3 separate regions of the Mus musculus genome follow, and regions 2 and 3 are each linked to region 1. The links are chromatin loops, found by intact Hi-C in ENCODE. Cell type or tissue: gastrocnemius. All regions are shown on one strand. Links, peaks and the distances in the headings refer to the core of each region. The heading gives the core; the rest is flanking DNA.

The links. Peaks named below come from ENCODE experiments on the same cell type or tissue, not always from the same donor. Only the 100,000 strongest peaks of a DNase experiment are listed, where the experiment ranks them.
Region 2: it touches region 1 in a loop (2.5-fold over the local background); 2 of 42 quality-filtered maps call a loop at or near these places.
Region 3: a loop joins it to region 1, with 2.2 times the contacts of the local background. A loop is called at or near these places in 3 of 42 quality-filtered maps.

Annotation. Positions count from the first base shown.
Region 1 is chr8:26,885,197-26,892,020 of GRCm38, forward strand. No RefSeq gene overlaps it. Among named protein-coding and RNA genes, the nearest start is that of 2310008N11Rik, 64 kb to the left of the region's middle. In gastrocnemius, for the core only: no CTCF peak of the experiment used is centred there; a DNase peak (open chromatin) is centred at 4,035.
Region 2 is chr8:26,801,186-26,808,009 of GRCm38, forward strand. No RefSeq gene overlaps it. Among named protein-coding and RNA genes, the nearest start is that of 2310008N11Rik, 20 kb to the right of the region's middle. In gastrocnemius, for the core only: no CTCF peak of the experiment used is centred there; DNase peaks (open chromatin) are centred at 3,038, 3,542, 3,835, 4,010 and 1 more place; H3K27ac peaks cover 470 bases.
Region 3 is chr8:26,837,460-26,844,283 of GRCm38, forward strand. No RefSeq gene overlaps it. Among named protein-coding and RNA genes, the nearest start is that of 2310008N11Rik, 16 kb to the left of the region's middle. In gastrocnemius, for the core only: no CTCF peak of the experiment used is centred there; a DNase peak (open chromatin) is centred at 3,030; H3K27ac peaks cover 2,046 bases.

The sequences.
Region 1 (6,824 bases), core at 1,551-5,550:
GAAGGCAACAGCCAGGAGTATTGCCCTTCAAGTCAGGTGAGCTGCCCCACAGTGCCAGCATGGGCAAACAGGTCTCTGGTCCTAACATGTAGAGTGAAAGGGAGACAACATAATCGGAGCATGTTATTGCCATGGAAGAATCCACCCATTTTACAGATGGGAAGGCTGAGGCCTGACCATATAGGCATGGGGCTTTACATAGTTACAGCTGCGTTATCTGGAAGAGGAAAATCCTGGTTAGGAGCCTGATGTCACTCATCAGCTCAGCAACCTCAGGAGAATCATTTAACAAGCTGCAGCCTTCCTAAACTTCCGCAGCATTGAGGAAGTTAAACCTCACACATGGGGTGCTGCCATCCACTCAGGGCCATAGAACAGTGACTGCTGTCCCACAGTCCTCGTTCTCTATCCTCTAGCCCTTCCTGTCAGCCTGTCTGCTGCAGGAAGTCGGTCCTGTGGATTCTCGGGCCACCAGAAACAGCAAAGCTGCCTACCAACACTGCTGTTTTTGCAGATTAGGAAATGGAGAGGGTGCAATCAGGCAAGCATGCTTGAGAAGGGGGACAGATGATGAGGCTGAGGCCAACTCTCTGTTGACCTTCCAAAGCAGCGGGTGTCTTCTGGGATCCCTGGCTAGCAGGACAATGGACTGTGCATGCACCTGAAAGCACAGTGGGACAAAGCAGGTCGTTGGCCCTAGGTCCTCAGCAGCCTCCATTTCCACAGGCCCGGGGCACTTGGCAGGTACCACTGAGCTATACCCCTAACCTTTGATTAACACACACACTGGAGGATTGCCACCATCCAGGGATGGAGGGCATCTGTTGGACAGTTTGCCTTCTCAGCCCCACCCTGAGATGGTCCTCTGTCTGCTCAGCCTCCTAGAACAAGACACACAGACACTGTCCTGAGCAGCCCTCCTTCCTGAAGTTCTGGGTGAGCCTTCCCAACTCAGTCAAGACATTCACAGTTACACATTTTACAGAGACAGAAATTGAGAGTCAGTGACGTCAGCCAACCTACCCTAGATACACAAGGAGATGAAGTGGCAAATCTAGAGAGTAAACCCCAGACCCTGAAGTTCTAAAGCCTCTGTTTTCCTGGGACAGCACCCCCAGTTTCCCATCATGCTTTTCTCTCCCAGTGCTTTTGAAGGTGCTTTCCAGTTTTGTTTGGTTTTGTTCTCTTGCTTCTTTACAGTTCCATAACCCCTTTGACGACTTTGCTTTGCTTCATTTTTTGGTTGTTACTGGGTTCTTTTGCAGTATTGAGATGGCCCCAGGACCTTGTGCGTGCTAGGCAAGCCTTCTTTCTGCCCCTGAGCTCTATGTCAACCTGGATTTCTGAGCTTCCGGGTCTGGCCTAATGAGTCCTCTGACCATCCCCTTACTCACCAACAGGATACTGCTCTGTCTACTGCATCACCCTCCGGGTCTGAGATACGCTTGCAAAATTGTTCTCTCTCAAGGGCCTGCCCATCCTAGGAAACCTGCCCTGTTTAATGTTGAGACACCGTCCCCACCCCCACCCAAGTGAGGGCCCAGGCTATAATGCCAGGCCTCCTGGAAATACCTCCAGGTTTTCAGAGCAATGGTAACACAGAGCGATTGACCTTCACTTTCCTTTTTCTAAGCTGAGGATATAAATGGGCACATCCCTAGGCTCTGTCTGCAATCCGATGAGTTAACACGGCAGAGTCTACTCATGGTTACTACACTGCACGTTGCTGAACAAAAGCAGATGCCTACGGGCCTTCAAATTTTTAAGTCACGGGACAGAAACCCAGTCACAGCTCAGCAAATTCTAAGACAGAAAAAGTAACTTCCTCCCAAAGTCAGAGTTATACCACGGAGTGTGAGCGTACAGCCCTTGAATACCTCTAAGGACGGGGACCTCACTGCCTATCAGGGAGATTATCCCACTATTAAGTACATTTTATTTTGTTGTATCCTTCAATCTGATACAGCTTCCACCTCCAGCCCCAAGTCCTGCTCCCTCCCCCTGACAGCTGAGGTCCACATTCTTCACACTCTACCCTGGGCAGCCCCGGCTGTGTAGGGTGATTCAGAGTGGTTTCCAGGGTAATGGAAACAAACCTGGCACATTCCTCTCGGTGCCTGCACCTTCCCTCTCCAAGCCTCAGGGCCAGCATACCAGTAAGCAGCCTTGCTGACAACTCCCAGGCCACACCGTTCAGCCTGGGGTGGGGCCTGGTGACAAAGCAGAGCAGACAGTAAGCTTCATGGATGTCCTCAGAGCACGTCCTAAATCAGGGGAGGGAGCTGCCTAGAGTCTGCCGTAATGCCACAGGACAGTCAGGGGGGCTGGGTGCAGGCTTATGGGTGTGCATCTGTAGGAGACATGAAGATGTCTTCAGGCCATTTTTAAGGGCTTCCAGTTCGGGGTTAAGTATTGCTATCTTGCTCCGTTCCTTCATGCAAGGAAAAGTTGATGGGAGAAATAAGACTTGCAAAGCTTGATGTGAATGGGGCTGGCAGACTTTTATGGTAGGGAGGGAACATACCAGGGAGACTGAAGTTTCTGGCAAATGAAAGACAGGGCATGACGGGTCAAGTCTGCCAGTCAAACTCCTCCGCCTCTCAGCCTGACTGCAGAGATTAAGGGCGAGATGACTAGAACTTGATACAGGGCCTGCCACACACCAAGCACTGCCCCTAAAACAACCTAGTTGAATTTGTTCAATCCCACCCACATTCTGAGAGAGGTGGCTGTGATCCTCATTCACAAATAAAAAGATTGGGTTGGAGAGAGGGGCTGCTGTCTGCCTAAAATCACATAGCTAGAAAGTGAAGTATCAAATCATTCCTACTGTAGGACCAGACCACACTCCCTCCTGGTGCTATACATGGCCTGAGGGCCCTAGCGTCAGGCTAGAAGTTAGTCCAAATATGCATACACATGCACGTGAGCACACATGTCTGTAGGTTCACAGAGTCTAGCCTGAAACCAGGGCCTTGGAGCAGGCTGCAGGAAAGCAAGCTGCATTGAGGTTAGGAACCTCAATGGGTTTCAACCAGTCCTTATACTCTGCCTTTCAGTTCCTCTCTGACCTTCAGTTCCTTCCTCTGTCAAGTGAAGGTACCAACACCCACCTTTCCTGTGTCTGGGCAATGAGTCACTATTTGTAAATAAGTCACAAATGTGGAGGAGCTGCAAAGAGTCTAGACAGGCCATGAGAGGCCAAGGCGTGGATGAGGAAAACCTTGGCTCAGTGTACCAACACACCTCTGTCATTACAGCCTTCGGGATGCTGAGGCTGGAGGATCTTGAACTCACAGCCCAGTCTGGGAAACAGAGTGACGTTTATCCCAAAAGAAGTGTTTTTAAATGGGGGGTGGGGGGTGGGGGGCGGGGGGGTGGCAGTGTTTCCAGGTGAAACTTTCCCAGCCTTTCCAAGGCAAAACAGGCTGGAAAACAGAAAGAAAACCAGACTGCGGTCTTCAGGGCTTCTCTGGGGCAGTTCCGGGTTTTCCCAGTTGTTTAGAGGTGTTAGGCTAAAGGTTCTAGGCTGCTCATTATTCCCTGAATCACTGTGCCGAAGGGCAGGGTGGACAGGGTCCAGCCTCCTTCCCGCTGGTGGCCTCAGAGGAGTCTCAGGAGTAGAAGTGAGCCCAAGTCACTGCAGCGCGTTCTGCAAAGGAGATGCAGGCCTTCCATGAACGACGCGGCGAGATTTGGAGGGAGGTGGTACTCTGTGTCTGCAAGAGGGCAAGAGAACAGACCTACAAAGAAGTGGCAGACTTTATCTTCCACGCCTAAGGCCCAAGCCCCATCACACATCAACATGTCTGTACCCAACGTGTGAAACACACCTCCTAAACAGAACTGTTTTCATTCCGCAATTAGGCTGGAAAGAGAGAGAAATAGAGAGACAGACAGACTCCACTGGTATCTGGCAAATGCCAGGGGTTCCTCTCTTGCTAGACGCTCAGGGGGCCTGCTGGTTTATCAGCAAGGATCTGGGATGTTGCCTTCCATCCCACTGTGGAAAGAGACAGAAAACCTACATGCAGCCAGCTCAGCTGCTGTCACCAGACACCTGCCATGAACAGGTCCCCGGGGAGACAGGAGGATGGATTGCTGCAGCCCCTACTCAGGGGATTGGCTGTCAAGTCTAGGTGGGGGTAGAAAGTAAACAAATCACCCTGGTAAATGGAGTTGTGGTCAGCCCTAGCATCCAGCGAAGTGCTGCAGAAAGCTGGGAGAGAAGATTGTGCCTCAAAGACAAGAAACGTGTCTGGGTTTCTGAAATATTCATCGAAAGCCTTAAAAAAAAAAAAAAAAGGTCATGGCCTTTGACCTTGAAACCCAACTTCTAAGGATCAGTTCTGAGGACATCTTCAGAAGCGTGCAAGAAGATTCATGTGCAAAGTCATATTTGTGCTGTCTACATTGCGGAAGAGCCCAGGAAACAAGGCAGGTCATGAGTGCAGCCTATGAGAGCCAGGCACAACAGGGAAGGTTTTCAGAGTGAAGAGAAGGTGCGAAGATGTTTGTGGCAAACCTGAAAGAAGCCAGACCCTCCACTCAGAGGAAAAGCATCAGCAAGGAACGTGACAGCCAAACCTTGTGGCTTTCAGGCTCGGGCTGGCCTCTGAGGTCCACGCTAAGGCCTCGGGAAGTGGAACAATAGAACATGACTGTGTTTTCCAGAAAAGCACACAGAGGGTGTGTGTTCTGTCCACAGTGTGTACACGTGTTAGCATGTACTTGCAGTGTGTGCGTGTGTTCACATGCATTTGCTCATTTAATCTTTCCCATCTTGCGATTAAGGAAAGCTGAGACCCAGGCTGAAGTGCAGCTACTAGAAAGCAAAGTCATTCTACTCGGGGACATTAACCTAGTGCCACAGCTGAAGAGGACTGAGTGAGGCTGTTAGCAGCCATGACCAAGGTCAGGTAGGGAAACAGAGGGCAGTGCTACCCACGGAAAAGAAAGGCCATATCAGTAGGAGTCGGTGCTAGATGAGAGTGAGGAGGTGTGGGGAGGAAAATGGGGAAGGAGGGGTCAGGAATAACTCCTGGACCTCTGGATTGCACTTCTCAGATTTGGGGAAAAGCATCAAACACATAGATGTGCAAGCTATATGTGCACCCACGACATCAATGCCATACAAAGGCTTAGAGTGTCTATTAAACAGAGGATGGACAAAGATGCAGGAAATCAGTGACAATGGCTGTTTGGAATGGGATGATGGTGGCTTCTTTTCTTTTCTTTTCTTTTTCTTTTTCTTTTTTTTTTTTTTTTTTTTTTTTTTTTTTTTTTTTTGAAACAGGGATACACTATTTCCCCGATCCGAGTAAAGCTGTTTCTGCTTCGGAATGACGGGTGCATCTGTGTGTGCAGTGTGTACTTGACTGCCCTCCGGCTGCTGTGTGTTCACAAACCGCCTCCATCCCTTCCAGGTCTTCAGGCCTAGCAACACTTTCTTGTCCCCGAGGTGGGTAGGTGGGCAGTGATAAAGAAACTTCATCCCCCTGAGAACAGCGTAATGTTCTCAGCCCAGAGGCTTCTATAGAGACACCAAGAGTAGGCACACCCTGCACTCCACTGAGAAGTCTGCATCCCAACTGGGTTGGACCAAGGTCATGATTTGGAGACAGCCACGGGGATCTTGGAAATAAAGTCGGATCCCTGTGAGGCTCAACAAGGGGTTCAGAGGAACCCCTGGAAAAGACGTTCCACCACCTGGCAAGGGTCAGAACGATACGGGATATCTCCATGACATTTGAAGAACTCCTTCTGGGTTCTAGAAAGAACGGTAGCCACCACAGAGTCATCAGACTCTAACTCACAGTCATGCCAGGCGATAATCATGACAACCAACTCCCAGGGTCATGAGGTCAAACAGCCCTGAGTGGGGACCACGGGGCCTGGCACACCACTAAAGCGTTATCTGTGACATTCGTAGTCATGGTTAAATATGTGAATGGGACAATAACCTCTTAAATAACTGCTTGTCCATGTGCCCTTACAAACACAGCACGCTGATAACTACAGCTGAGGACCATCAGTCACCTACCAAACGATTTCACTGGAACCTTGTGTTCATTAATTACTTCATAACAAAAACAAGCTAATTTTTACTGTCCAGTTCTTACAGGTGATAAAAGTGAGTCCTGAGTGTCCGATTGTCTCCTGGAGACATACATATATTAATAAGCAGTGTTTGAGGCCCAGTTCTGAGCCAGATGCTCCTCCACTGGCCATGCATGTCCCCAGGACACCCAACATTCATCTACTGAGCCATAAGCTCGGATTTGTGCACTTCCCATAAGGCCATTGGTGAGGGAGTCGCTAAGTAAAGAATCAGGTAGGCCAATAAAATAGGGCTCTTCCCTCCAAGCATGGTGGACCATACCTGTCATCCCAGCACTCAGAAAGCTGGGGCAGGAGAGCCTTGAGTTCCAGACCAGCCTGTGCTACACCTAGCAAGACCTTCTCTCAACGCAAACCGAAAGCTAGCATACATACATGCTTGCTTTAGTCTATATTATCCCCTGCTTTTGGCTGGGGCTGAGATCAGAACCACTTGTCTGCTAGCCTGCCAGAGCTACACCATGCCCTGAAGACCAGCCGCCTTAGCAGATCCTAGGTCCAAGAGCCCCCAGGCCATTGTCATGTCAACCTGGCAGAAAGAGGGGAAATATATGCACAGGGACAAGGAGGGGAGATGAACACTAAACCCCAGCTCTGAGATCTTCCAAACCTCATCTGATCTCAGCCAACTAGCCTGTCCTCCGCTGAGGCCACAGGCTGCTGCCAGCCCCGGCCTGGCTCTCTGCCAGCCTTCAAGTGTCGCC
Region 2 (6,824 bases), core at 1,064-5,063, 84 kb before region 1:
ACATCTGTCCGTCGCCCTGACCCACTTAGGAAAAGCAGGCTTTGTTTTGTGCGTTTAGGGAGGCCAGTTTCACAACCTGAAATGGCCCAGTGTTTAGATCAACAGTAAATCACTCTATTATATGCTACTGTAGTGCTGTTGCATATACAAAATAAAGTATGGCTTTCAAATTTTAGACATTTTAAAGTTTTGTGTGTGTGTGTGTGTGTGTGTGTGTGTGTGTGTGTTAGGGGTGATCAAGAAAAACTGCCTAAAAAGGCACCTGTGGGAAATGATGTGGGTGCATGCATGCATATGTGCATGTGTGCATGAGTGCATGTGTGCATGCATGTGCTGATGAGCAATAAAGCAGAGAAGGGCACTGCTCTAAGAAATCTCACCCCATTCCTAGAAGGGTAAACCTACTCTTCCAAACAGTTCTGTCAGCTTCCTCTTTGCAGGGTGAATCCCTGCTTCCCCCTAACTGCCTCAGCACCTAAACTCTCTGGGCCCATTCCAGGGAATGCCTAAATTAAAATGTCCTCCTTTGCACATCAGCCTTGCCTCTGTCCACCCCTCAAGTGTGACTCGCTTAGGAACAGAGACCCCGCAATATCTTTCTTCCCCACTGTCTCCCAGTCCAGCCCGGAGTGACAACAGACACAAAAGAACCATCCTAAAAGAGAATTAAGTTCCCCTGAGATGCCAGGGTCTGGCTCAAAGTGTCCCTGTGTAGGTGGGAGAGACACACCTGGGAGGGGTCCAGTTTCTGCCAGGCTCAACCTCAAGGCAACTGAGATATTTTGGCAAAAGAGAAAAAAAAATCCTCTGCCTCCCCTGGGAGAGGAATGTTAACAGCTTACACTTGGCATATTTCTTTGCACATTTTCAAATTACTTCCACAGCTACCATTAGTGACCTTTACAGAAACCCAGAGAGGCAACTAGAGGAAGCCATCAATGGCCGTTCCATGCAGACTTCCACATTCAGCCAACAGGTGGGTACAGCACACGTGCTGTGCGTGACATTAGGACTCAAGGAGGGAAGGGCCCCGCCCTCACCTTCCTCAATCTCCAGAAGAAGAAATAAACAGCAAGGCAGTTTGTTTTCTAACGAGGGTGAATGGTTTGAAAAAGAGGTCGTTTCTCTCATGAGAGGGAAACACCGGAGTCAACGCGCTCCAGACACTCCGCTACAGGGGTCCCAGGTACAGAGTGAGCATGGGCTGGTCACAGGAAGGACTGTGGGTGGAAACTGAAGCCCACAGAAGCTAAATGACCTGGCCTCAAACCTCAACCTTCCAATTTACAAAGCAGAGATTAGAGTGCATGGAAGGATATGGTAGGGTTGCATTCACACACATGTACATGTAACCACACACACACACACACACCATAGTCTGGAAACTCAGAGGCAAGCAGGCAGGCAGAACTCACAGCTAGAGTACCTTAAGGACAGACAAAGATGAGGGCTGGGCCAGCTCAGTACTAATACTACAGCCATGCCACGTTTGGAAGGAGGCAGGGTGGAGAGGCGACTCTGAGGAAGCATTCAGTCCCTTCCAGGATGTCTTTACTGACTTGCCCTCCTCTGTGAACCATGCTTGTTATTTTGTGACATGTGATGAGACTACTCTTAAGATTTCAGAGTCAGCAGGTAGCTTTATCGGAAGCAATCAAGGAAGCTTTGGACAGTTCACAGGGCGGTTTGGACACAAGGAACATGAGCAATCCTGGGATAGCCTTAAACACTCACGTCCAAGCACTCTCTTTTTTCCTGCTGCAGAAATCTGAATATCCATCTTATGCTCTAAACGCCTCTAACCTAGAGACTCCTCTTGACCGTCCATGTAAACAAATCCCCTTGATTCCACAGTGACTGTGACTGTACAGGCATCTTCTCCCCCTGGACTGCTCTGAAGACAGTCAGAGATTGGACTTGTATCACCTTACCACTCCTGGGTAACAAGCTGTGTGTTTGGTTCATAGCATAGTTCTTTGGTGGGTTCAAGCATTCAGCATGACTGTACAGACCTTTGTCTCCTCCCTACTAAAAGTCCATGAGCAGACTATTAAAAAAAAAAAAAAACAATCCCCATTTTAAAGTTAAAGAAACCAAGGCCAAAGGCTCCCTTCTAGGAAAGTCCTGAAATGATTTAATGGCTGATCTAGGACTCAAACTGGAGTCCTCTCCCTCAGAATTAGTCATCTTAACATGATGGGGTAAGTCTTCTGGTCTCCATATACTAGGATTCCAGCTATGGGGAGGAATGCTTCCAACATGAAGGCTTCCTAGCCACCCCAGCAATGAACATGGCAAGGTAGAATACTTCTGGGGGGTACAGCAGGGGTACAGGACTTACAAACTGCAGGACTAGAAGCAGCGATGTATGACCAGGACTGCTGTGCAGGACAACAGGTGACCATGGTTGAAGCCAAGCAAGAGTCACTCAAGATTCCTTCCTGATCCCAGAGGCAGGCCCCTAAAACTGTAGCATCTCTCCAGAAAATCACTTGGCTAAAGGGTCCTTCCCGGAAGAGCTTGGTAAAAGAGCCTTTCGGTGACTTTACCTTCACCAGGATATTATCCCCAGTGGGAAACATTAGTTTCTGAACCCACCGGGCTTTCTTCATACAAATGCGTCTAGAAATGCATGACTGGCTGGGCAGTGGTGACGCACGCCTTTAATCCCAGCACTCGGGAGGCAGAGGTAGGAGGATTTCTGAGTTTGAGGCCAGCCTGGTCTACAGAGTGAGTTCAAGGACAGCCAGGGCTACACAGAGAAACCCTATCTCAATTACCCCCCCCCAAAAAAAAGAAATGCATGGTGGGCTTGAAATCATGAAGCTTGACCTTGCATCTAAACTGTGACACCTAGGGAAAGACCCTGTTCCTCCGGACCTTTGTCCTCCCTCTGACAGACGACAGCGGTAATGACAGTCGGGGCTCCTAGCTCCGGAATTCCACAATCACAGGTCACCGAAGATGGTGTTTCCCTCTGATGCAAGCTTAGAAGTAGCTGTCAGGGAGGTGAGAGGGAAAAACATGGGCAGACGTGGAAGTCTGCAGAACCAGATGGACAGAGACAGCTCGAAATAGGGGAAGCTACCTAGCCAGAGACAGAAAGAACAGTCTGGCAATGTGGAGAGAAAATGAAAGCCCCCGTTGTAAGCAGGCTTGTGCCAGTATTGCTGGAAACAAATAGTGACAGATTGCTAACATGTTACAGTGAAAATTACCAACACGATGAGGCTTTTGCACCATAACCAGCACCTCTTGTTATCCCATTAACAAAACTGACGAGACCAAATTGCTAATAGGAGAAAACGCTCGCGAGTTGTATTATATCACACCTCTCCTGCCCAGAGAACACAATCCAAGGAGAAGCCACCTAGAAGAAATGCCCCCACGGACTAGTTTCTCCTGGGATTAGGGAAAACCCTAGCCTGCCCCACCCTCTTCTGCCAAATCAAGAACGCCTGCCATACCACCAGCACCATCGAGACAGCCACCCAGGGATCTGCTCGCACTGCTCAGCAGACAGGGGAGAATTGTCAGTCACTGGACAGGACAGGAGCCAGCAACCTCTGCAAAGAGCACAAGGTGGGTTCGCTGACAGGGCCCAGCACAGGGAGGGACGCGTGAGTGAGTCAACTGGACCATGGTGTTTCTGGATGTATAGAGTGCTGGATTCCAGGTTTTCCCATCTGTTCCTAAAACAACCAGTGCAGGAAAGCTCGTGGTGTCTTACATTGTTACCACCCCATCTGGCCACTGCCCACTCTAGCTTGGCCAGAGAAAGTCTCCATCCTAATTCCATTAACCTAAGAGTCCAAGCTGGCGTACATGCCCAGGGATGGGGTGTCAGGAACAGGACACATCTGGTCCAGGCATTGCAGGAAGATCTTTCTTCTTCGGGTCGTGGATGGATTTCCTGCTCAATCAGCCGAGGCCCAGAGGACACCGTCAGGAGCTTATTCTCCTCACTCAGGAAAGCCCTCCAGTTGCCCAAAGCCCTTAATGTTTGCTCCAAGTTTTCCCCCTGGGATAATCACTGCATACCCCAGGCCCCCTGCTGCCAGCCCAGAGAGTAGGGCCAGCTGTGGGCTGTATGCCCTGCTAGTCACTCAGAAAAGCAATTGGCCAAAGATTGTACCGAGTAATTGAATGGTAAGGGCTTTTGTAGACCAAGCAGGGACTTGTCTTTGTCGGAGGGGGAAAAAAAGAGGAAAGGAAAAAAAAATCTTTACAAAGTACCCAAGTGCTGGGTGTCAGACAGGACAAGTTTTTTAATCATGTTAAAATGATTTATTTAAACGTCAAGCCGTGTCACCTCACTTCCTTTCATTTTTCAAACTGTTTGTGTTTTTTCTGGATGATAAATTTATCTTCAGACAGCCTCAATATGACTAATTAACTTTGAAATATAAGAACCAGATGTGTGAGTTGGAGAGCTTTCTGAACTAATGCCAGCTGGGCTGGTGGGTTTTTTCCTCCTTCTTCTTCTTCCCCGCCTTCCCCCTTCTCCTGCCCCCACTCTTCCCTGCTGGCCTGCTGAAATGACGAAGCAGAGATGGAAGCTCAAGGCTCGGCTAACAGAAAGTACCCTCTGCTTTCCTGTTTCCCATTTGGCCCCTGAAATCCAATTGCCTGGAGTGACAGTGGCCTAACTTGCCAGGCAGGACAGGCAAAGCTGTCCTTGGAGGAGGGGTTTTAGAAAATTCCCCTACTGTAACCATTGACCCAGTGCAGATCAGGACACTGACAGAATGTATCAGCCACACAACAGCTTGTGTCCCTGTGCTGTGGCACACACCAATGTCTTTTAAAGAAAGGCATCCCAGTTTCCCTGGTATGTTTGTTCCCGCTGGCTTCCTGTTGCTGGTGAATAATGGGTGCCAGCACAGGAGAGGGGAGAGGGGATCTGGGAGGGGACACATGGGTGAGCCTTTCGGGACTGTATGCTGGAGCAAAGGCTACTGGGATTTGGAACTCACAGGGGTGTGTCTCTGTGTGTGTGTGTGTGTGTGTGTGTGTGTGTGTGTGTGTGTGTGTGTCTGTGTGTGTGTGTCTGTGTGTGTGTGTCTGTGTGTGTGTGTCTGTGTTTATGTATATACATGCATACCCATGAATCTGTGTCTTTGTATATGTCACTAACCCACATTGGGACATTAGCATAAAAGAAAAAAAATCACTTTTCCAGGACTCAAGTATCTCAGTGATAGAGGCCAGAGTGGACAGTATAAGCCCTGTGCCTCAGTTTTCCCTACATAACTACTCCGCAAGACCCACTAGATCTCTCCGCCTACAGAAGTAGGCTGAGGTTATATGAGCTCATTTTCATGAAAGCGCCTGTAGCCTCTGAGAGGCTGACACACCCCTAAGGGATTATTAGGGTGATTCCCACAGTTACTCCATCATCGGGGCCATAATCATTATGCTGTCTCTTGATGTCTGAGAGTTCTCACCTGAGATAATCTCACACAGTTGCCAGGTCAGGAGCATGGCTCACCCAGCCACACCCGTAGAACCATCAACAGGGGACTTGATCTTTCTGCTCTGCTCGGGGAGGATACAGCAGAGCTGCCTCCTGGTTGCAGGGAGAGGAGACTCCTAACTCCATGCCTCAGATTCTGCGGCTACCAGTGCACCTGAATTCATGTGCTATTGAAGTGGGTGAGAGACTGGCTCTGTGTGGAGGCTCCATCATCTCCCTAGAGAGCAAGGCCCTTTTGAAGGCTAGAGATGATCCTTCCTCACCTGTCCTTCTGCCTCTAAAAATAAGCTAGGCCCTGGGCTCTAGAGATAGGGTCGGGGGCGTCCTGAAGGAATAATGGTTCTCAGAAAGAGAATTCTAGCGTCTCAGAAGCCTTCTTAACTCCCTAGCCTTGATCTTAGCTTCTGCTCCATTTCCCCAGATTTTTGTTTTTTGTTCCGTGTCACCTAATCCCCAGTTAAAGGAGTGTCACCCTTCAGGAAGATATTGTAGCGAGAGTTTCTGGGAACTAGTGAAGAAAAAAAAGAGTTCAACAATGCAATGCCCAAAGCAATGAAAAGCGGGAGGAAAACGAAGGGGTAGGGGGTGAAGAGAGAGAGCAAGCCTTCTCAAGTCTGAATTTGCCTCAGAGACCACAAATCTCAGAGTAAGAGGTGGATCCCAACAGGTCCTCGATGGCCACTCTCCACAGCCCCTTCCCGAAGCAAGGAGTCAGAGCGCCTACACTGACAACAGTCTCCTGTCTCCCATTGTCCTCATTCTCTGTGAGGACAAACCTCATTAAGCTCCCCAGACTTCACAGGAGTAGGGGAGAGAAGCTGTGTGGATACTGAGAGCCAGGTGAACACAAGTGGAGATATGGAATATGCCGGTCCACAATGAGTTTCTGGGCCATCACTTGCTCTCCACTTACAAGTCCTGGCCCGCCCTCGCATGCCTGCTCAGAGGCTATCTGCCCGGGGGCGCTAACACACATATCCATCCGGACTCAAGTAGTCTGTCACAGTCTGAAAGCCACGTGCAGCCCCACGGCTTAGCTCTTCCTACCTCCCTCTTCTGCCCCACACCAGGCAAGACATGCAGTTTGCTTTCTGACTATTAATAACATTTCCTGCCATGTCAAACTAAGATAATTATGGAGCTAGCAGAATCACAGGATCCTTGACTAACAGAAGGCTGGAGAATGGGAAAGTCCTGGAGGTTTTGGGGAAGCACCCGTTGGGAAAGAGAGAACCTTGGGTCTTCTGAGACCAAATGGGACTGCCATCTATTGTCACTATGGGAGAGCAGCCTCTTGCTCTAAACCTGAGACCCAAACATTCCACCCTTGGAGCTAGCTTGAGGATTG
Region 3 (6,824 bases), core at 1,072-5,071, 48 kb before region 1:
GGCTTGACTGCTGGACCCCTGAGGACTGAGCATCCTGAGGTCCCCCATCAGTCTTTCCATGACCTTCACTAGCCAAAGCCTCTTTGCAAATGGTATCCAAACTCTGCTCCAAAGGAAGGAAACCCCTTTCATGGCTTGCTCATCTTCCCATAAATATGGAGGCAATTAACAGAAAGCCCAAGCCCAAGAGGAATCCTTAGAGCCGTGTTCATCTTCATAATGATGAAGAAAACCCCTCAGGGGGCCTGAGTCACTGCTGAGGTAGCGGGCTGTTACTGATCTGATTAACTAGAGCTCCTAAGGAAACAAGAAGAACACCCTCCCAGCAGCCTTCCTCCCAACCCACACCACTCCAAGGGCTTCTGCCATGGAGGCCTCCTGCCTGGCTGTCACTGGGCATCAAAGAAGTCTTGGTCTTCTGTCAACCCATCAATAGACTCCAAATTTTCCAGACCTCTACTCTCATTCTGAACTCCCTACCCAAAGGCAAATCATTACTTCATCAGCAAAGAGTGCCTTCTGCTGAGCATCATGGGAAAGGTGGAAGGGATCTTCCATCCCCGTGAAGCCCTGAGTCCCTACATGACATGATCCAACATCTGGCTGCAGTGTTGCATGTTCTAAATGGGTCTTCTGAAGGTGACTTCCTTCCTTATGGCCCAGGCATCTCTTAAAGCCCCATTCTCTTGAGTTGACAACCCCATGTGTGTCAAGGAGACCTTGACACATTTAGTTACAAAGCCATAAAGAAAAAATCTCAGGATTGGGACAGGCTTCCCAGCCATCTCTCCCACCCTTCCTCAAATCTTCTCTCATCTGCTTCCAGCTCCTCTTGAGGCAAATATATAGTTTCTATTATAACACGCTGTGCCCAGTGAAAGCTCAATAAATATTTATTGATGGTGGTCCCCGTGATGCATTAACAGCCAAAGCTATAAAATTAAAGTTTCACACAAGGAGAGACCCTGGTGAGAAAGAAACTGCTGCATAAAGTTGAAAATTTTTCCATGTGACAAGTGTTCACACAAATATACACAATATGTCAAACTGAAGACCATAGTTCTCTACCCCAGCCCATCCAGAGGCTCAGGAAATGCCCTCCTGAGGATGCTCCTGCTTTATGGATGCCATGGTCTGCTTCTCTGAGGCCCAGCATCTCAGCCGGTCAGGCTCCAGAACTGTCTATCTTCGTTTCCTTGAAGGTACAAGGGCCAACAAAATTCTTGCCATGGGGTGGAAATTAGGAGTGTTAGCATTTTGTTTAGATTCCATCCCACAGTTACCTGGCAACAGTCAGGTGTGCCTGACTCACTATAAAAGGGACTGCTTGCCCCCTCTGCTCTCTCTTGTTCTCCTACTTTCTTGCTCTCTCTCTGCCCTCTTGCCCCTTACCCCTCTCTCCCCCTATTTCCCTCTCCCCCCTCTCTCCAGGTTCTCATGGTCAGCCTCTACTCCTCTACTTTTCTCTTCTCTTCTCTTCTCTTCTCTTCTCTTCTCTTCTCTTCTCTTCTCCCTTCTTCTTCTTCTTCTTCTTCTTCTTCTTCTTCTTCTTCTTCTTCTTCTTCTTCCTCCTCTCTCTCTCTCTCTCTCTCTCTCTCTCTCTCTCTCTCTCCTACACTCTCAACTCCCCCCCCACCATGCCCTGAATATTCTATTCTATACTGTTGTGTAGCTGCTCCCTCAGAGGGACAGGATGCCTAAGCATGGGCCGCTGGAGTCATCCCCTTCCCCCACACTTCCACCAAACATACTCCTTCTCTCTCCCTTATATTTTTATAGACACAACAGGAAGGCTAAGACGAGGTCCAACTTTGGGCTGCTGTGTTGCCTGTTCTCAGTTGGTTTTTAGTCTATGACCAAAACTATGCACGGAAGTAAATCTTTTCCCCTTATATGCTGATTGTCTGGATAATTGTTACAGTACCAGAAAACTGACTGATACAATAATTTACATTTTGAAGCAAAAGCCAGGGAGAGACCCCATAAAAGATAGAGGGAAGAGTCAAGAAGCCTAAGGCCTTATGAATACAGACCAGTGATTACCAATCATCAGACAGTCCCTGGCCATCCCAATGTGTTTATAGCTATGAATATCTATTGCAGGTGTAAGAAACTCCATAGTGCTGTTTTAGAACCACTAGTGTTTCTGCGCATCAGGACGACCTGCTAATCTAACAGTAGTACCAAAAATCGCTTAGCCCCAGTCAGTCTCAGCTCCTCTGACTCCTAGTATAAATTCAACTGGGGTGGGGATGGAAGCATGGCATGATACATCAGGGTAGGGGGATGAAGATGGAGTCCCAGAGTAGATGAGAGGTCAATCAGGAGAGAGCCCTGCAACTCTGGAAACCCAAGGGACGACAGTCCATGAGCTGGTGAGGTTTATGAGCTTAAAGGAAACTCAGCCAGCTCAAATGGAGGAAAAAAAATGGAGATAGCTTTCCAATGGGCTAGCGGCTGCTGATAGCATCAAATGAGTGAGATTATATACGTGTGGCTCACTTCCTGGAAGCCTTGTCCATACCCAAAGACTCTTCCCCTGGAGGAAGCCATTTTGAACCTGGCTTTGTTTAGCCTAAAGTGCTCTAACACACTAGAGATCAAGGATAGCGAAGAAGGCGGGACATAGAACAGAAACACAAAGGAAACAGCCATACCACCCCAAGATGGAGTCTGGAGGAAACATGCTAACCCTGCCCAACCGTTCCCCGCTTTAGCCTTTGAGCCATATACCAAAAGGTCCCTCAAGAAAGCTCAGCTATCAAACAGGTACGGTCTGCCTGTCTTTCCTAGTAAACCCCTGAACTCTAGACTGCCCCGTGTGTTCCAACTCTGGCCCCTGTGTGGTCAGTTCTCAGGAACCTCGTATGCTTGGTGATTGACAAGCAACTTGAGCTAAGAGGACAGAGAGACAATAAATATTTGGTGGCATTGCCTAGTGCCAGGCACTCTTCTGGTTGCTATCCTCCCTCAGGAAGATCACAAAGTGTCCACACACAGAAAGAGAACACCCACAGTCCACTTGGCATGGCTCACTGGCCTCTTCCCAGCCTGACCTGGCTTCTGCAGCTACTGAGTGATGTTCACATTTGTGCTGTATGTTCCTGCCCAGATGGGTGTCTGATCTTGTCCTGGCCAGTTTTTCCACATAAGGGGACCTGGTACACTTTTATAGGAACCCAGTTGTTCCCTGGAGCCAGACTCTAATGCTGCCCAGATGCGGCAAAACAGAAGGGCCATTCACAAACAACCGAAACATCAACACACTTTGAAAGCGGTCTGTTAGCACTTGTCACGAGCACAATAAAAAAAAAAAAAAAAAAAAAAAACCAACACAATGGAACCAACCATCAGAAAGTAGGAGGTATTCAGGCTTTAGGAGCTTGGCTTTCGTGACTTAGAAAAGCAAAGCAAAGGGGCAGAACCAGTTCCCACTTGGGCTGTGGCTTGTTTGCTCTGCTTATCTGAAGTCAGAGCTAACAATGCTCATCAAATCAAAAGACCTCTAAGTTTCTCCTTTGCCACTGGCCCCTGTACAGAGCAGTGTCGCCTTCTGGAACTGGCAGGCGTCAGCATAGGGCTCCTACGACACCTGTCTGACAATGCCACTCTCAACTGTGACCCTTGACCCTAAGAAGAGATCAGATCATTTGCTGGAATAATCTTTTGCAGCTAGGGTGGAGGGCTGGAGACACCTGAGAACAATGGGACCCACTCCCTTCTCTTCTGTCAACTGCCCTATCTGCTGCCAGTTAGCCAGAGCAGGACCAGAGGTTCTGCCTTTCTGCCTGAGGCCTGGCTGCTGACACATGGTCCCAGCCTCTATCACCATCAACCCTACAGACACTAGACGCACAGAGCCTTCAGTCTGCATGGCAGATGCAGAGCAGGTGATATCCTCTTGTGAAACAAGGCCACCTGCGTGCCACATTCACTCAAGGTCATTTCCCCATGTCTCTTTGGCTCAGGCACTGCCTAATTCCCACCATGGGCGCTGTCTCAGCCGTCTATCAAGTTACCTGCGGGTGACTTCAGTAAGCTTAGTCCATTCGGGTGCAGTATGCTTGAATGTTGACTCTAAGTAAAGAAAATAGGAGATTAGCCAAAGGGCTTGAGGACTTGGCATGCTATCCAATGGGAGAGGTAGGGCCCTAAAAGCCCTGCTGGTCAGAGTGGGGACCTGGAGGTTCAAGACATTGGGTTCGGGGGAGGGAGGTTGTTTGGTTGGTTGGTTAGTTGGTTTGGTTTTGGGGTTTTGGTTTGGTTTTGGGGGTGTTTTGCTTTCATCCACACACCCTCGTGTACCCCATTTCTTCATATGTCCCCCAGTTGCCCAGTCTACTGGACCCACTGAGACATGAATGGATCAGGAAACCCTACTGTGTTCTTCTCTCTTGCCTGAAAGAAATGGAGAAGGGAAGCAGATGTCAGAACAAAGGAATGAAATATACGTAAAAAAAGGAACCCTCTGTCTCTGCCTCAGGCCTTAAGACTACCATCCACTCTGCCATAATCCTTCGTGGCATTTGCCCGTGGCATTTGCCAGCTCCTCCTGAATCCAGTTGTTGCCCTGGAACAGGCTGTTACCAGTTCAGCAGTAACGGTAAAACCAAACACCTATAATGTGATCCACTTCCCTTTAACCACTTCAGACATCTCAACAGGTTATACTTGCAGCCAGAAAGCCTCTACTTCCCAAGATGCCTTTCCGTCTACCAAGGACCACCCAGTTCCTGTCTCCCTGAGCCAGGTAGGGATGGAAGAGCAAGCATCCAAGCAGCTTCACCCTAGGACTTTCCACCGAGGCCACCTTCCCAGAAATAAGCCTGTGGTGGTAAAGAAAGGGTTGGGGGAGGGGACACAGAATTTTTACTCAGAGAAAGCTATAGTTCAAATCTTAGCCTGATCATGTACTCGCTGTCTGCTTGCTGAAGGCTAGTTTCTGTAACAGCTGTAAAGACTAAAACTGATCATGGTTAGCAAGACCCAGCTTTGAGACTAACAGATAAATATCAGCTGCTGGGCCAGCAAGATTGCTCTGTGGATAAAGGTACTAGCCACCCAGCCTGAAGACCCGAGTTTGATCCCTGGGATCCACAGAGTAGATGGAGAGAACTCTAGCAAGTTGTTCTCCAACAACCACACATACGCATGCCATATGCACACACACACACACACCACAAATAGATGAATAAAATTCAAACTAAGACCAGTGAGATAGCTCAGCTGGTAAAGGCACTTGCCACCACGTCTGATGAGCTAGCTCTGTCTCTGATACTCACCTAATGAGAGGCTTAAGCCAACTCTTGCAAGTTGTTCTCTGACCCCCATGCAAGGGCTCTCGTGCATAAGTAAGTGTGATTTTTAATTGTTTAAATAAGTAGACAAGGGGGCTGGAGAGATGGCTCAGCAGTTAAGAGCACTGACTGCTCTTCCAAAGGTCTCGAGTTCAAATCCCAGCAACCACATGGTGGCTCACAACCATCCATAATGAGATCTGACACCCTCTTCTGGTGTGTCTGAAGACAGCTACAGTGTACTTACATATAATAAATAAATAAACCTTTAAAAAAATAAGTAGACAAAAAGAAAAAAAATGTATCCACTCCTGCATTCTTCTCACCATCTGCTACAACAGGCAACCAATCAACAGGGCCATATTCATTGGATGCCAATTAAATTGCCCAATATGGTGGGTGTTCAAAGAATAGGCATCAACAAGCCAAGGTCACTACCTTGGGGGAAGGTTCTAGGATGATGGAGATGATGTGGAAAAAATAAATAAATAAGAAAATGCTAAACAGAAACGAACATCAGTATTATTATAAGAAAGCAACTTGTACTTGGCCAGGCTGGGGCTCAGCAGCTTCAAACGACTGCTTACTGGCTCTGTGATCTTGACCCCTGTCAGTCTTGGTTTTGTTTGTTTGTTTGTTTTTTACATTGGGAAAAGGAGAAAAATATTACCTCTCTCATGGATCTGTGGCCAAATTATAATAAATGGCCATCATGTAATGTGGAGGCTATTTCTACCTCATAGAGGTGGGCTACAGATTAAACACATTAATATATATGTGTGTGTGTGTATATATATATATATAAAACCAAGCAGAGCTATATAAATGTTAGCTATTATTGCCTTGGAGAATATAGGCTTCCTGAAGGAAGGACTTGGGGCTGCCTTTACATGCAGTGACACGTTCCCAGAAGAACAGGTGCTGCCCCCACGGTTATCAATATTAGCTGAGTGGGTTAATGAACGAGCTGACACTGAGCAGGAGCAAAAGCCGTTCCAAGAAAGCTTCCTGTAAGAGGTGACATAATGGGTAAATAGGGTTCGTGCTGAGAAGGGGAAGACCCAGGCATGCAGAAGAAATAGGACTGGGGTGGGGGTGGGGGGGTTCCAGGCAAGAAAGAGCATTGAGTGGGACCTGAAACCTTGGGCAGTCCAGGACATGTCAACTAAAACCTGCCAGAGGCAGACTTTCAATCTCCTTCATTTTTCAGTAGCTGATCTTAGTGTGACCAAACACAACCTGGGAAACCTACCCAAGAGACACGAGAGCGTTTGACAAAAACAACCTCTATCAGCCCCTCCCAAAGCCTCCAAGTCGCTGGGCATGATCCAAGCCACAGCACCAAAAATATCATTTTCCCATGAGCCTTCCACCTCTAGAGAATGTCCCATCATCACATGGGTCCCTACCCCATCTGCCTGCAAGACTCCCAGCCCACTCAAGAGTCAGGCAACCATGCCAGTGCCAGTGAACTCTGACCCCATCGATCCCAGCAGGGGCTGGGGGAAGCATTTACAGCTTCAAAGA